Regions from separate parts of the Homo sapiens genome. Here region 2 is linked to region 1. Evidence: chromatin loops called from intact Hi-C (ENCODE). Cell type or tissue: endothelial cell of umbilical vein. All regions are shown on one strand. Each heading gives the region's core, and the rest is flanking DNA. Links, peaks and the distances in the headings are about the cores only. Region 1 holds the start of SRSF12 (serine and arginine rich splicing factor 12). Region 2 has its middle 26 kb from the start of GABRR1.

What was found. Peaks named below come from ENCODE experiments on the same cell type or tissue, not always from the same donor. Only the 100,000 strongest peaks of a DNase experiment are listed, where the experiment ranks them.
Region 2: it touches region 1 in a loop (17-fold over the local background); 76 of 110 quality-filtered maps call a loop at or near these places.

What each region holds. Positions count from the first base shown.
Region 1 is chr6:89,117,826-89,126,164 of GRCh38, reverse strand. It overlaps SRSF12 (serine and arginine rich splicing factor 12), which reads left to right and starts at 8,094. Exons shown (of 5, transcript NM_080743.5): 1 at 8,094-8,339. The coding sequence starts at 8,278. It also overlaps a transcript of PM20D2 not described here. RefSeq lists an enhancer at 3,261-3,390 and a silencer at 8,241-8,339. In endothelial cell of umbilical vein, for the core only: no CTCF peak of the experiment used is centred there; a DNase peak (open chromatin) is centred at 3,354; H3K4me3 peaks cover 269 bases; H3K27me3 peaks cover 571 bases.
Region 2 is chr6:89,238,805-89,247,143 of GRCh38, reverse strand. No RefSeq gene overlaps it. Among named protein-coding and RNA genes, the nearest start is that of GABRR1, 26 kb to the right of the region's middle. In endothelial cell of umbilical vein, for the core only: CTCF peaks have their summits at 4,378 (motif pointing right) and 7,666 (motif pointing left); a DNase peak (open chromatin) is centred at 4,363; H3K27me3 peaks cover 1,642 bases.

The DNA.
Region 1 (8,339 bases), core at 18-8,017:
CCTTGGCCTCCCAAAGTGCTGATACTACAGGCATGAGACACCATGCCCAGCCAAGAAATACTTTACTTTTTTTTTTTTTGAGACAGAGTTTCACTCTGTCGCCCCGGCTGCATTGTAGTGGCATGATCTCAGCTAACTGCAACCTCCACCTCCCAGGTTCAAGTGATTTTCCTGTCTCAGCCTCTCAAGTAGCTGGGGCTACAGGCACCCACCCCAATGCCCAACTAATTTTTGTATTTTTACTAGAGATGGGGTTTTGCCATGTTGGCCAGGCTGGTCTCGGACTCCTGACCTCAAGTGATCCGCCTGTCTGGGCCTCCCACAGTGCTGGGAATACAGGCATGAGCCACTGTGCCTGGCTGAGAATTTTTTTTTTTTTTTGAGACAGAGTTTTGCTGTTGTTGCCCAGGCTAGAGTGCAATGGTGCGACCTTGGCTCACTGCAACGTCCGCCTACTGGGCTCAAGAGACTCTCCTGCCTCAGCCTCCCGAGTAGCTGGGATTACAGGCACCCGCCACCACGCCCGGCTAATTTTTTTGTATTTTTAGTAGAGACGGGGTTTCACCATTTTGGTCAGGCTGGTCTTGAACTCTTGACCTCTGGTAATCCACCTGCCTTGGCCTCCCAAAGTTCTGAGGTTACAGGCATGAGCCACTGCACCCAGCTGAGAAATGGTTTTTTTTTTGAGACGGAGTCTCGCTCTGTCACCCAGGCTGGAGTGCAGTGGCGCGGTCTCGGCTCACTGCAACCTCCGCCTCCCAGGTTCACGCCATTCTCCTGCCTCAGTCTCCTGAGTAGCTGGGACTACAGGCGCCTGCCACCACACCCAGCTAATTTTTTGTATTTTTAGTAGAGACGGAGTTTCACCGTGTTAGCCAGGATGGTCTCGATCTCCTGACCTCGTGATCCGCCCACCTCGGCCTGCCAAAGTGCTGGGATTACAGGCGTGAGCTACCGCGCCCGGTGAGAAATACTTTTTAAAAGAGAAAATATATCACACACAAGACCCTTTTAACTGATCTGCTTGTACCAGTCTCTACTGTTCCAATTCATCCTCCACATTTTTGTCAGAATATCCTTATTAAACACAAATCTGATCTTAATCTCCTGCTTAAAAAATCTTGATGGGGCCAGGTACAGTGGGGTTACATACCTGTAACCCCAGCATTTTGGAAGGCTGAGGCAGGAGGATCACTTGAGGCCAGGAGTGTGAGACCAGCCTGGAAACATAGCAAGACCTACCTCTATAAAAAATTTAAAAATTAGCAGGGCATGGTGGTACACACTTGTAGCACCAGCAACTTGGGAAGCTGAAGTGGGAGGATTGCTTGAGTCCAGGAGGTTGGGGCTGCAGTGAGCCATGACTGCACCACTGCACTCCAGCCTGGGCAACAAAGCAAGACCCCGAATTGAAAAAAAAAAAAAAAACAACAACAGCAACAACAAAAACAACTTTGGCTCTAAATCTCCATTCCAATCTCTTTAGCATTCTTCCTTCCTTCTCCCCTAGTTCAGCAACACTACACTACTCTCACCACAAATGTCCCTTTGCTCATCGAGTTCACTTTGCTTTTTTTATTCCTGGGTGAATTTAATCCAATAAATAGCACAAACATTGATTTCCTCTAAAATAACTCCTAGTACTCCCCGCCAGAGAACTAATCTGTTTCCATTATATCCTCCATACTACTCCGAAATACCTTTATGTGGCACTAATGAAACAATATTATAATGACTTATTTACATACGTGTCTATCTCTAGCAAGAACGTCTCTCAAAAATTAAAGATACTCACCAGTGGTGGTACTATTTAGTTTTATATGTTACACTGATGAGACATTAAATGTGGAATTGCATAGTGTGAGAGTTAAAACTACAGGCACACACCACCATACCCAGCTACTTTGTTTTTATTTTTATTAGAGATGAGGTTTCGTATGTTGCCCAGACTAGGCCCTTTCCATATTTACATTAGGGAGAAAGTTTTAGTTTTGTGCCAGTATGTCTTCAACATCTCTATATTGAGTGATTAATTTCCCTTTTATAAGAGAGAGCAGGCTTGGAGCCTGCGCAGACAAAAGTAATCGGCTGGAATTTCCAACATGGTTTTGTTTATTATTATTATTTTGAGACATGATCTTGCTTTATTGCCCAGGCTAGAGTGCAGTGGCACGAACACAGCTCACTTCAGTCTCAACCTCCTGGACTCAAGTGATCCTCCCACCTCAGCCTCCAGAGTAGCTGGGACTACAGGCACACTCCACCATGCCCAACTAATTTGTTTTTATTTTTACTAGAGATGAGTTATCATATGTTGCCCAGACTAGTCTTGAACTCCTGGCCTCAATCATCCTGCCTCAGCCTCCCAAAGCACGGGGATTACAGGCATGAGCCATTGTGCCTGGCTCTCCTTCTGTCTATAAACCTTTTTTTTTTTTTTTTTTTGAGACAGTCTCACTCTGTTGCCTAGGCTGGAGTGCAGTGGCACGATCTCAGCTCACTGCAACCTCCACCTCTTGGGTTCATGAGATTCTTGTGCTCCAGCCTCCTGAGTAGCTGGGACTACAGGCACACACCACCATGCCCAGCTAATTTGTTTTTATTTTTATTAGAGATGAGGTATCGTATGTTGCCCAGACTAGTCTCAAACTCCTGCCCTTATGCAATCCTCCTGTCTCAGCCTCCCAAAGCACTGAGATTACAGGCATGAGCAACTGTGCCTGGCTCTCCTTCTGTCCATAAAACTTTAAAAATTAATATTGGTGATAGAGCTTTCTTTTTAAATAAAAGTGAGCTAATTTAAAGTAAACATATTATGGTAAAGAAGTACATCATTATGGCAAAAATCTCACAGGATGGATGAAAACGACTTAAGTTTGGGAAACAATGGACTAGGTCCTTGAGAATTAAGGAGCATAACTTCTATTTTCATCCCCAGTTCCTAGCACTGTGCTTCACATACAATAGATCAACACTAAGCAAATGGCAAATTAATTAGAAAGAAACACCCCCCCAAGATTTTCAATACCCAACATCATTTTAGGGAATATACAGGAAAAGTGACAGGCCTTCTAAGTTGACTTTTCTGAAAAAGTTAGTTTGATCCCTCCTAGTTACATTATTATCACACAAATGACCTTTTTAAAAACATGATTTCTTATGGCTATAGCAGAAGAGATCAAATTCATAAAAGGATACAATCATAGATTCTCCAACTGATTGTGTGGAATGATGATGTCTTATAAACCAAAGTACATAGGTAATAGAAAAATGTTTACAATGTGTTCTATACAAATCCCCACATCACTCTTCATGGTTTGTTTTAAGAAAGGATAGGCCATGGCAGCTCTCACTAGAGGAAAGCTAGCACCATCTGTTGGAGAGTGAGTTCACAACATAAAATGATATTCTCTGTTGACTTCATTAATCCTGACACTGTTTCTTCAAGGTACTTTTTAATCACACAAATTTCAAGACACTAATACCTACCTAAATACAATTTAATTTTCAATTAGTTCTAGTTATCCACTATGACAGTAATAAACAAAACTAGTTAATTAATCTGATTAAGATATTAATCAGATGTATTGTTTAATGCAGTTAAAATATTAATCAGTCTTTTACTATTTGACTTCTTGATTAGACCTGATAATTAGCCCATTCTGAGCCATTTAAGAAATGGAAGAAAAGCTTATTCAACCACATACTCTATCAGATTGCTTTAGAATAACAAATATCGTATGTATTGCTCAACATTGTAAACCTGCCTCAACTTCTTGATTATCCATGGTAATTAGGAAGAAATAGTGACAGCCTTGAATTGTGAACTTTACTAATAACCCAAACTCTTCTCCCACAAATCTACTGATGATATTGAGAGGTTTGTGCTTCTCCTGTACCATTCAGAATAGATGTTTCTAAGAGACAAAAAGAATGTAAGAGATAGTCAGCTCAGACTATGTGCAGGTAGGTAGAGATAAGAGGAAAGTCCTAAGTGTTTAGATTCTAAATGACAGTAAGTTATTGTCATATCAGCAATTTCCCCAAAGACAGGATTCAGGAGTAAACAACCAAACATTATAAATAGATTCACATGTGGCTCTATTTTAAACACAACATAGACTACTAATTTTAAAGACTTGTAAAACTGAAAAGAGATTCTGAATTTTTCTTGCAATACACTTTATAAAACCGTGATTCCAATGAAAAAGTTTAAAATGTATTTACTTTTGAAAAGTCAGGTGATGATATCTAAATGAGATATGACACAGGTTTTCCTAAAATATTTTCAAATCAAAGTCTCTCTTAGGTGAAAACTTAAAAAGCATTTAATTGATCATAATTTTTTAAATGTATTAAATAAAAAGTAATGGAAGCAACAGTTACTTCGAAGAACAATATATGAAACTCTCATGTAAAAATGAGGCTTTTGTTATGGGAACAGTTGTCAGATTTGCCAGTGGTATACTCCTTGGGAATCCTCAGGCAATTTAAGAAAAACATTAACTCTCCTAAGCCTGGAGGGTACCATTTGGTGCCTTAAAGCAATGATTCAATAAAGCAATACTTTTGTTAAATGGCACTTAAGTTCTAGAACAAAGGGTAAATATGAATATGTTTATGAGTCCAGGGACAGGCAGGGTGTTTACTCTTGACCTAAGCCTTTCCCCTACCTCTTCAAGTATCCTAATCTGCCAAAGGGAAGACAAAATACAGCTTCATCAGTTACTCATCTCAACTGGTTTAAGGACCAGGGCAAGACACTGGCCAAGCTGACTGTAACATTCCTTAGTTGGCCGTGCCCGACGATGTTCTCTCCTTAGGCCTTCCAACCAGAAAACAGCTTTCTTACACTTTACACTAGCTGCCTCAAATCATATCTGGAAAAAAGAACATACGTTTTTATGTAATATAAATAATTATGGCTCCACAACTTATTTTATATCAATTCCAGCTACCTTTTAAGTTCAAGTTGCTAAGAGAAACTCCTTACACAGTTGAAGACCCTTTCCTCAGGTATTTCCATCAAAAGGAACAGAAAAAACACCCCCTATCCATACATGCATGCTAAGTATTTTTGGATACTCCTACAAAAGCTTTTTTCAAACTGTAAAGAGCTTTGTGGTTTTTTTCTATATTTATAAAAAGCATTAAAAAAATCTGACAATACTAAAAGATAAGAAGAAAGCAAGTATCAGAGTATAATACCTATACCTGAATAGGTAAAAATAGAATAGAAAAATTCTATTTATACATGAACATACAGATAAATTTATTTATTTATTTACAGACAGGGTCTTGCTCTGTCACTCATGCTGGAATGCAGTGCACTGGCACAAACATAGTTCACTGCAGCCTCCAACTCCTGGGCTCAAGCAATCCTCTTGCCTCAGCCACCTGAGCAGCTAGGACTACAAGCATGTGCCACCATGGTTGGCTAATTTTTTTTTTTTTAATTTTCTGTAGAGATGGGGAGATTCTCTTATGTTGCCCAGCTGGTCACGAACTTCTAGCTTGGAGCAATCTTCCCAACTTGGCCTCCCACAGCACCAGGATACAGGCATGAGTCACCACGCCTGGCCAATATATTTTTAACTAAATAGGTTAATCGTTTACATGTCTCATGAATTGATTTTTCTCCACTTAACAGTATGTCAGGGATGAGTAATTGTGACTACCCACCAGGTCAAGTTTCTTTTCTTTGGTCAAGTTTTTTATTTGCAAAGTCAATGTAGTGGTTTGAATGGCGGCCCCCAAAAATACATGTCCAAGTCCTATCTCCAGGTATGTATCCTTATCTGGAAAAAGAATCTTTGCAGATGTAAGTGAGGATTTCAAGATGAGATCATTCTGAATTAACCAAGTGGGCCCTAAATCCAACGACAAATGTCCTTATAAGAGATAGAACTGGATAGGATAGATGGCTGATATCATTTGGCTCTGTCCCCACCCAAATTTCATCTTGAATTGTTAGCTCCCATAATTCCCACGTATTGTGGGAGGGACCTAGAGGGAGATAACTGAATCATGGGGGCAGTTCCCCATACTGTTCTCCTGGTAGTGAATAAGTCTCACGAGATCTGATGGTTTTATAAGGGGAAACCCCTTTCGCTTGGCTCTCATTCTCTGTCTGCCACCATGTAAGATGTGCCTTTTGCCCTACACCATGATTGTGAGGCCTCCCCAGTCTTGGGTATGTCTTTATCAGCAGTGTGAAAACGGACTAATACAGTGGCTCACACCTGTAATCTCAACTTTGGGAGGCCAAGGCAGGAGGATCACTTGAGCCTAAGAGTTTGAAATCAGCCTAGGCAACATAGACTCCATCTAAAATAAAAAGAGAGAGAGACAGAGAAAGAGAGAGAGAAAGACAGGAGGCCATGTGAAGACAGAAGTGGAGACTGGATCTATGTATCCACAGCCAAAACATGTGTGGGGCCACCAAAGACTGGAAGAAACAGAGGATTCCCCTAGAGTGCCTTCAGATAGATGATGGCCCTGCGGACACCTGGATTTCAGACTTCTGGCCTCTGAACTACAAGAGAATAAATTTCTGTTGTTTCGGGCCACCAAATCTGTGGTGCTTTGTCATGGCAGCCCTAGCCAACTAACACATGGTAAGCATTCTAAGCTTTTGTATTATGAATCCAGCCTGCTCTCCAGCCTCATTTTCCAACTCTTCTCCAGCCTCATGCTCCTGTTTTGCCTCATTTACTATATTGCCTCAAAGCCTTTGCACGTGCTGTTCCACTGCACTAATTACTCTTCTCCATTCTTTACCCATCTCTTCAAGACTTGTTCAGGGAACATAAGTGACCCTCTAGCCTTGCTCACCATCCCACAATGCCTGCTCTCAGCAGCATATAGTTCTTTTCATAGCCCTGTATTATAGTTTGTATCTTTACCAGTGTGATTGTTAGATTCTGCCTCCCTACCAAATTCTAAGCTCTAGGGGAATAGGCACGGTGCCAGTCTAGCCCTGTGCCTGCAGTGCCAGAGCAATCCCTTCTGAATGAAAGAATAGCCACCGTTCCAGTACAGCTGCAGACCCAGGAACCTCCACAGCCTCTGGGAGGGCTGTGAGCTAGAAGGGTGACCACGACATGTATTCTTCAAAGCCTACCACTTCTGCGAGCGAAAAGGGGCACTCTTCACACTTAGGAGTTGCCTGGTTACACTCCCAGCCCTGAATAACAGGCTGTGCCTGCCGGCCACAGGAGCAAGGCGAAGACGAGTCTAACTAGAAGGGGATGGGCTACAACATTTTGGGGGAATAGGGAGAGGGTAATTTAAATTTTGCTTAACTGTCCCTGCATTTAAACTGTTGTCTTCTACATCATGTATTCATTTGTACATTCGTTTGTCCCCCCTCTAGAATGTAAGCTCAGAGGGCGGGGCTTGGCCTGTTTGTTCATTGCTATATCCCACGCTAAGTGCCTGGCGCATAGTAGACGCTCAATAAACATCTGAATGAATGTACTCACAGCTGAGTGTTATGCCCCAAGTGAATAAAGGATGAAGAATCATATAATACTTAAAAATCCAACAGGCCAGGCGCGGTGGCTCACACCTGTAATCCCAGCACTTTGGAAGGCCGAGGCGGGAGAGGCTTGAGCCCAGGAGTTTGAGACCACCTGGGCAACACAGCGAGACCCCGTCTCTATTAAAAAAACAAATCCGAACAAAACCGAGACCTCACAGTTGGAAAGCCGAAGGCTCAAGACCAGAGGGGCAGGAGGCCTACCAACTGCCAAGGTCCTGCGCTCAGGACGATGCGCTGAGGGCCGCGGAGGCTGAGCGGGGGCGCGGTTGAAAGCGGCTCTCACTGACCCCACCTCCGCCCAGCCGCAGCCCCGCCACCACCTCTGGGTCCTCTAACCCCCGGCGTCCCCGCCGCGGCCTCAAGCCCCCTCTTGGCCTCCGCCCTCCTGACATACACTGGCCCTCGCCGCCCCCTCCCCAAATCCCGTCGCACTCCAGGACCCCCCATACCCGGATCCCATAGGGCCTGGGAACGGCCGCGCTCCTGTCTTCGGAATTCCCGCGGCCCCTGGGCCGCGCCGGCGCCGCCCCCGCCCCCGGCCCGTGCGTCCAGGCTGGCGCCGCGCTGCGCCCCCTCTGCGCCGGCCTCTGCGGCTGCGCGCTGGCGGGGCTGAGGCCGAGGGGTGGGGGTCGCGCCGGGGGCCGGCGGAGCTCCTGTGGTGGTAGCAGCGGTAGCGGGAGACGGAGCGAGTCCAGCGGCCGCGGGCAGACCCGGAGGGAACGGAGGAAGCGGTCATGTCTCGCTACACGAGGCCCCCCAACACCTCCCTGTTCATCAGGAACGTCGCGGACGCCAC
Region 2 (8,339 bases), core at 333-8,332, 120 kb before region 1:
TTTTCAAGGTTCATTCATGTTGTGGCATGTATCAATACTTTATTCCTTTTTAATTGCCAAATAATATTCCATTGTATGAATATACCACATGTTATTTATGATATTTGGTTTGTTTTTATTTTTGGCTATTATGAATCATGCTGCCATGAACATTTGTGTACATGTTTTTGTGTAGACATATTTTTTCATTTCTCCTGGGAATAAATCTAAGAGTGGAATTGCTGGGTCATATGGTAACTCTATATTTAACTTTTTGAGGAGCAGACTATTTGCTAAAGTGTGGACCATTTTACATTCCTACAAGCAATTGATGAGGCTTCCAATTTATCTGAATCTTCATCAACACTTACTACTGTCTGTCTTTTATTATAGCCACTCTAATGGGTATGAAGTGGTATCTCATTGTGGTTTCGATTTGCATTTCCCTGATTGTTAATGATGTTGAGCATCTTCTCATAAGCTTATTGGCTGTTTGTATATTTTCTTTGGAGAAATGTCTATTCGGATTGCCCATTTTTAAGTTTGGTTGTCTTTAATTATTGGGTTGTAGGGGTTCTTTATGTATTCTAGATATAATTATCAGATACTTATCAGATATACGCTTTGTAAATATTTTTTCCCAGTCAGTTGGTTGTCTTTTCACTTTCTTGATGGTGTCTGTTGAAGCAGCAAAATTTTAAATTTCAGTGAAGTCCAGCTTATCTGCTGTTTCTTTGGTTGATTGTGCTTTTGGTGTCATACCTAAGTCAGGCGTACGTTTAATCTTATAAAATCCTGAAGGTGTTATGTGAGTTGTGCATGTCTTAGCACAGAAACATGCTCATCTAAGATAGTTACTCGTGAACGAAGCTCAGGGGTGGTGAATATACAACTAGACCCTTTGTGAAGTTCAAGTGAAGAATTTGTGGAAGAAGTTGCCAAGATGAAGCAAAAAAATACAAGTTCATGCAGTTTTTAAAAGTTATCTACCAATATTCAATCAAATGAAGAAAATAGGCTTGGTTTGAAAATTCATGTTTACAATTTGTAGATGAGTTGCTCCTGGTGGGCTGTTGATGTCTCCATTTTACAGTGGAGAAAATTCCCGGACTCTGTTTCCTTATGTGTAAAATGGAGGTGCTGACTCCTACCTTGCCTAACTCACAGAGTTGTGAGAAGCAAATGAGTGAATGCATGGGAATGCACTTGTCAGCTTAAAGTCCTGTATAAGTGCAAAGTGGTGATGTTGTCTACGATAAATTCACACAGTTTTCCCTTGAGCAACTGTTGTAGAACTTCATCTTAGTCTGTTCAGGCTGCTATAACACAATACCATCAACTGGGTGGCTTAAACAATGAACACTTGTTTCTCATAGTCCTGGAGGCTGGGGAGTCCAAGATCAAGGCCCTGGCTGATTCAGTGTGTGGTGAAGGCTCTCTTCTTGGTTAGCAATATCCTCACTTGGAGGCAAGCAGAGAGAGATCATCTCTCTCATGTCTCTTCTTATAAGGACATCAATCCCACCTGTGAGGATTCCATCCTCACGACTTAATCACCTCCCAAAGGGTCCTGCCTCCAAATACCATTACATTGAGAATTTGGGTTTCAGCCTAGAATTTGGTTGGGGGCAGACACAAACATTTAGCCCACTGCAAACATTTTACCCATGTAATGCATGATTCTAAGCATTTTACATTTATTAACTTGTTTACCTCCTTAAGAAGTAAGTATTATTGCTATCATCCAGTTTCACAATGAGGAACTTGAGGCGTGGACAGGTTTCCCTTCCAGAGTCCACGCAGGTATAAATGGCCAAGCTGGGATTTGAACACAGACAGAACTGGCTGAAGTCTGAGCTGCTACTATTGTGCTGTCTGTCTTTCTAAGAAGATGTTGTCGTACCTCTGAGTAGCATCCCTACATTATAGTAACTCTCTCCATCCACAGCCTTTGCTTACTTGTGGGAGGATTGTGCTATCTTCAAATTCTTTGGAGTGTTACCCATTAGAAATAACAGAAGATGCTGAAACTTTGCATAAAATGTTAATGATTTTCCATTTTGGTCTTCTAGAGGTTTGTAATGAGATGGCTGGGTAAGCCATATGCTTCGTGCACACTATACCAATCTTTGTATTTATGGGACAACTAGAACCGCCAACCTGATAGAGCAGATCTCATGAGCTCCTGTATGAGGCTGTCTTTCCCAGGACGTGCAACATGGTGTTCAACTGAGGTGGGAAATACCCTTTGGCTTTGATTGCTAAGAAGGAAGCATTCCCATATCCAAGGTCAATCTCTGTCCTCACTGCCTGGACAGTTTGGCCTTGCTCCTTACAGACTTCTCTGGTGCCTCAGGCTTTGCCTCCTTTTGCCTGAGAGGCTATGGTAACCAGACTGGAGAGGTACCTTGCATGACTGGGTAGGGACACGTGGGGATGGAGAGAGCACTATTTCCTTCTTTTCTATTTTAAAACAACTAGGGACCACTAGTTAACACCTGTAAATTGACCAGAAAGCAAAACATTTTTTAAGCAAAATAATTCTGGTTTTCTAAAAGTTGCATGTCCCGATTACTGAGGTTTCAGAGCATGAGCTATGGAAATTCTAAATTAGGTGAAATTTCACTCAGCAACTCCAGAAACTACTGAATATTCAACTCAAGAAGAACCAACTGAGAAAACCACCTGCATTGCCAACTTTAGCATTTTCTACAGAACAGTTAGAAGCAGAGGTCACAGCCCCAAAGACCACATCACTAGAGATCGGCTGGCTCCATCTCCAGCATTGACTGAAAGGGACAGGAAATTACCAGTTGTACCTAAATGGTACTAATAAAAAACAAGAAGCTCCTACAACTTTATAGCCACTTGGGGAAAGCAAACAACACTGAATAACCCATCTGAATGAGTTCGCTGTTGGTAAATGAGGTAGATTAACTTAGAGGAGCCCCAACATCTATCCCACCTAAAATAGTCATGATTCTTAAAGATGCCTAAGGTAAGTTCATGCCATCAACGATCAGCTGCAATCCCCACAAACCTGTGATTTATAGTCACATCCAAGCTGCCCTGGATGTTCTCCTGGGCCCAGGTTATGGAGCAAGATTCATGGTGACTTCAGAAGCCCCTAGGGAAAGCATAACCTAGGGAAAGCCCAGCCCTAAGCCTCACAAGGCAGAAGTCCACAAAAATTAGTTCCACTGGTTCATAAAGAGCCCGTGTTTTCTCTTTCCCTTAAAGCAAAGAACCAAATAATCTGAAAAAAAAAAAAAAATGAAGATGAATGAAAACACTCTGAAGCTTATTTTGTTTTCATTTTTCAATAGATTAAAAGACAGTGAAATTTATATTAACTTATTTTAAGAAATTATATGCAATCAAAGTTACTCTGTGAGTCAAGACAATCACATGCTGAAAAAAGTTAAATAGTAATACATTAAATCACACAACTTGTGTTATGTTGTTCTTCCTATTGTATCTTTACTCATGAGTTCAATTTAAGTGTGTTGTGTATTTTATCACAAAATTAAATCACACTCTTTCTTTTCTTCAAGAGTTGACAGTTTCTAATGTGGCTTCTCATTCAAAGAATTTATTCTTGTCATCCCCCCAAGCCTCTATTTCATTCCAATGAATCAGCTCCTCTAATTAGCAGGGAAGAATCTGGAATTAATTAACTAAAAGATCTGAGTTGTCATCACAATGTCCTGTTGGGCAACATGGTAAATAAGGAGAATGTGTCACAAATAAAATCATTTTACAGATCAGCCATTTCAGGAAGGGGCAGGAGAGGACAGAGCTCACAAAAAAGCCCAAGCCCGGGATCAAAAGCACAGGTTTTCCTATCTATTAATCATGTGTCCTGGGGCAAATGACTTTATGTTTCTGGGCCTCAGGTGCTTCCTCAAGGAAGTGGAGGTAGTAACCTGCTATGCCTACTTCAAGGGCTTGTTCTTGGGGCCAAATGAAATCACTGATGTGAAAATGTTTTGTAAATGCCAAAGCACCATTCAATTGCAAACTATTATTATTCCAAGGCAGTTGGATTTGCTGGGGGGCACAACAAAAGAAGTCCTTGCATTTTGTATTCAGTCCTCAGACAACATGCTGAGGGGACCCCATTTCCACACACCTCTTCCATCCTAGCAGCCCCCATGAAGGGCTTCTTACTGCCACCGTGGCTTTAAGCCTAATTGATCTCACAACATTTCCTTTTTTCACCACCACATCTGCCCCTAGTGACGTCCCTGAAACCTGACAAGCATATCGAATTTGATCAAAAAGAAGCCTGGGGACTTCTTGTGAGTCTGTATTTGAGCCTAGAAGCCTATGGATTTCAATCAAAGGCAGGCTTGGAAATGAAGAAAAGGTTGCCTTAAACAATTTTTACTATGATTCCAGCAGAGGGAGACAGGACTGCACTTTCCCACAGGATATGCATTTTAATTTAAAGGTTTACAATATGAAGAGCATGCCTGCCTGCCTGCCTGCCTGCCTGCCTTCCTTCCTTCCTTCCTTCCTTCCTTCCCTCCTTCCTTCCTTCCCTTTTCCATCAAATCATGGTAGTCATGATTTTAATGCCCCTTGGTGGAGAAAGTACATGGCTGAAGGCCATTACAAATTCAGCTATGCTTCCAAAATGAGTTTGTGTCTCTTGATCACAAAAGCCACTAGGGCATTTGGAAACAGCAGTCAAGGCACGTTATATATTCTTACTGACTCTTCATTGATAGTTCATATTTATAACCTCTAATTTAAACTGGAGATTACATTTTAAAAATCACTTATGGCTCCTGGTGGAAAGAGCTAGCAAAAGTAAGAAGTAGGGGTTGCCTCATTGGAAGGAGACTAAAGTGCCCAACTTCCTAAGAAGGATTTTGGTCAAGTATTTAATGGATTGCTCAGAGAGTCACCAGATAATTGGTCTGAGTAGTTGTAAGACATTTATTATTTGTGGGTTTTTGTGAGCCAGGCCTTTAAGCAGGAGATGTTTATTATTTGATCAACAATGAGAAATAGGCCGGGTGCAGTGGCTCACGCCTGTAATCCCAACACTTTGGGAGGCCAAGGGAGGTGGATCACCTGAGGTCAGGAGTTCAAGACCAGCCTGGCCAATGTGGTGAAACCCTATCTCTACTAAAAATACAAAAAAATTAGCCAAGTGTGGTGGTGGGCGCTTGTAATCCCAGCTACTTGGGAGGCTGAGGCAGGAGAATCGCTTGAACCCGGGAGGTGGAGGTTGCAGTGAGCCGAGATCATGCCCATTGCATTCCAGCCTGGGTAACAATAGCGAAACTCCGTTTCAAAAACAAAAAATGGTGAGAAATAAGAACTCAAAAAGAAATGTAATTTTTCATCCAATAGTGTACAAAGTGTTATTCTGGGTGCTGACTGTAATAAAAAGATGAATAAAATACAGTGATGCCATTTAGATTGTCCTTTGAGAAAGAGGACTAACAAGGAATATGTGAAACAGTAGCCAAATATTTTAGGCAGCAAATAATTAAACCCTAAAGTCATGTGGTACAAAATAAATACCACTGGTACATGGACAAAGAGAGCTCCCAGTGAGCTACTGTGGTCAGGAGAGGTTATTTTATGGAGGAGATGAGCTTCACATAATGGTTTGGGTTTAGATAGACTTTTCAAGGTGAGAAAAATTGGGGCAATTATGGTATTGGGTTTTTAAAAATGAAATCAATGCTAATCAGAAATACTTTTTATTTCAACCCTTGTTGACGTTTTTCCTAAAATGTAGGAATATATGGACATCTGAAATTGTTTCCTATATTTTGAAAATACTTCAGAATTAAACTCAGAAAAAATTTAAATGTATTTATGCATTTCCTTTTTAGGAAATAAAAGCTTTAGGCATTTGATAGGTTAATTTATTCATTCGTTAAATATTTATTGAACACCTACTGTAAGCCAGGCAAGGTTCTAAGTGGTGAGCAAAATAAATATGTCTCATTGATTATTAAAGCCTTGGGGAGACCAACAATAAAAAAGTAGTTAGACATGCTTCAAAGGAAAAGAACAAATTGAAGTGACAGCAAATAACAGATGTAAAATCTACTTAGGTAGAACAGTCAGGGAGAGCTTTGGTTGAGATTTAAAGAATGAGCAAAGCCAAGCCAGCAAAGTGGGGAGCAGAGCTCCAGGCAGGCCCCCAGGGCTAGTCTGAGGTGCCCAGGTATAGCATCATATGTAGGTTGTATGTATATGTATATAAAATCATATACATTATATATGCTATATATCCTACTTTATTTGCTTATTTATTTCAAGGAATTGCTTATGTGATTTTAGGAGCTGGCAAGTGTGAAATTTGCAGGCCAGGCCAGTAGGCTACAACTCTTGGGCTATTGCTGTAATACTTTCTTTTTTTTTTTTGAGACAGAGTCTCACTCTGTCACCCAGGTTGGAGTGCAGCGGCACTATCTCAGCTCACTGCAAGCTCTGCCTCCCAGGTTCACGCCATTCTCCTGCCTCAGCCTCCCGGGTAGCTGGGACTACAGGCGCCCACCACCATGCCTGGCTAATTTTTTGTATTTTTAGTACAGACAGGGTTTCATGGTGTTAGCCAGGACGGTCTCGATCTCCTGACCTCGTGATCCACCCGCCTCGGCATCCCAAAGTGCTGGGATTACAGGCGTGAGCCACTGTTCCCGGCTATTGCTGTAGTCTTAAGGCAGAATTTCCTCGCCCAGGAAACCTCAGTTTTGTTGCGTTTAAGGCTTTCGAACTGATTGGCTAAGGCCCACACACATAATTGAGGGTAATCTCCTTCTACCTAAAGTCAACTGATTGTAGATGCTAACCACATCTACACAATACTTTCACAGCTAGATCCATGTTAGTGTTTGATTAAATAACTGGGTACTATGACCTAGCCAAGTTGACACATTAAACCAACCATCCCAGCAGGAAACCATCACATCTAGCACAGTGTCGGAGTACTGTGAGATAGGACAAGAAAGTCAGATAAATTTGGGAAGTTGGATAGAGGTCTTGAGGCTAAGATAGAGTTTAGCTTTTATTCCAAGTGCATTGGGAAACCACAGAAATGTATCAGCAGGGAATGGAGATTCATGCATCTTAGAGCCTATTTTTCATTCTCTTAATCAGTGGGACCCAAATGAAAAAATAAGTCACTCTGGCTACTCTCTGGAGAATAAAATAAAGAGTGTATTTTGGGGAGAATAAAATAGGGAGCCTAGTCAAGATCTAGTGGAGAGGCAGAAACCAGTGGAGTGACTTCAATAGAGAACATTTGATAGAAGGAGTTGTTAACTATGCACAAGGTAGATAACTTTTAAAAGGTGTAGAAGAGGGAACAACTGCAGAGAACACCTGTAGGGCTGAGAGAAGAACAAGGAAGGAACTTGGAAATCTGGAGGAGGTCCTGTAAGGTCTGTGATCAATGCTCTGATGGGAAGGCGTGACTCCTGCAGGAACACGCTATTCACCACTGCGGGGAAGAAGAAACTTGCAGGGGGCTGCTTGCTGGAACCATAAGGACCTCAGCTGCTTTGAAGAACACCACAGGAAATAGCTGCACACTGTGCCCCTTCCTGCCACTAAAAAAAAAAAAAAAAAAAAAATAGAAAAAAAGATTCTTTTCTCCCTCTTCCAGGCTTGTAGACTTCATCCTGCACCCTCTACTGGCAGCACCCAGCATTGTATTGACTGGCAAAGTAGAAATGTGGTTTATAGAGTCAGTTCAAGTATTATACAGTAGGGCAAAGAAAGGTGGGCTTGAGGATAAGAGCAAATAAGTGGATAACTGGCACTGGGATCAAGGGTGGACTTGGTGGCCAGGTGTGGTGGCTCATGTCTGTAATCCTAGCACTTTGAGAGGTCAAAGTAGGAGGATTGCTTGAGACTATGAATTCAAGACCAGCCTGGGCAACATAGTGAAACCCTGTCTCTACAAAAAATATAACAAATTAGCTGGGCATGAAGGTGCATGCTTATAGTCCCAGCTACTCAGGAGGCCGAAGTGGGAGAATCGCTTAAGCCCAGGAGATTGAGGCTGCAGTGAGTGGTGATTACACCACTGCGCTCCAGCCTGGACCCTGCCTCAAAAAATAAAAATAAATAAATAAAAAAGGGTGGACTTGGAGTTGAAGCTTTTAGGAAGCTATTGCAGTGGTCAAGGGGAGAGTTGATGGGGGCTGGATGAGAGTGGTGGCAACATAATTGGAGAAGTAGACTCATTCAAGTTATCTATTGGAGGTGGGTGCTCAAAAATGTTAAGTTAACATCTTTAATTATTCATTAGAAGAGAATATTGAAAATAGGAAAATTCCATGGTATGACTCAGGCTCTTAACATTACATAAATAATTCCAAACATGA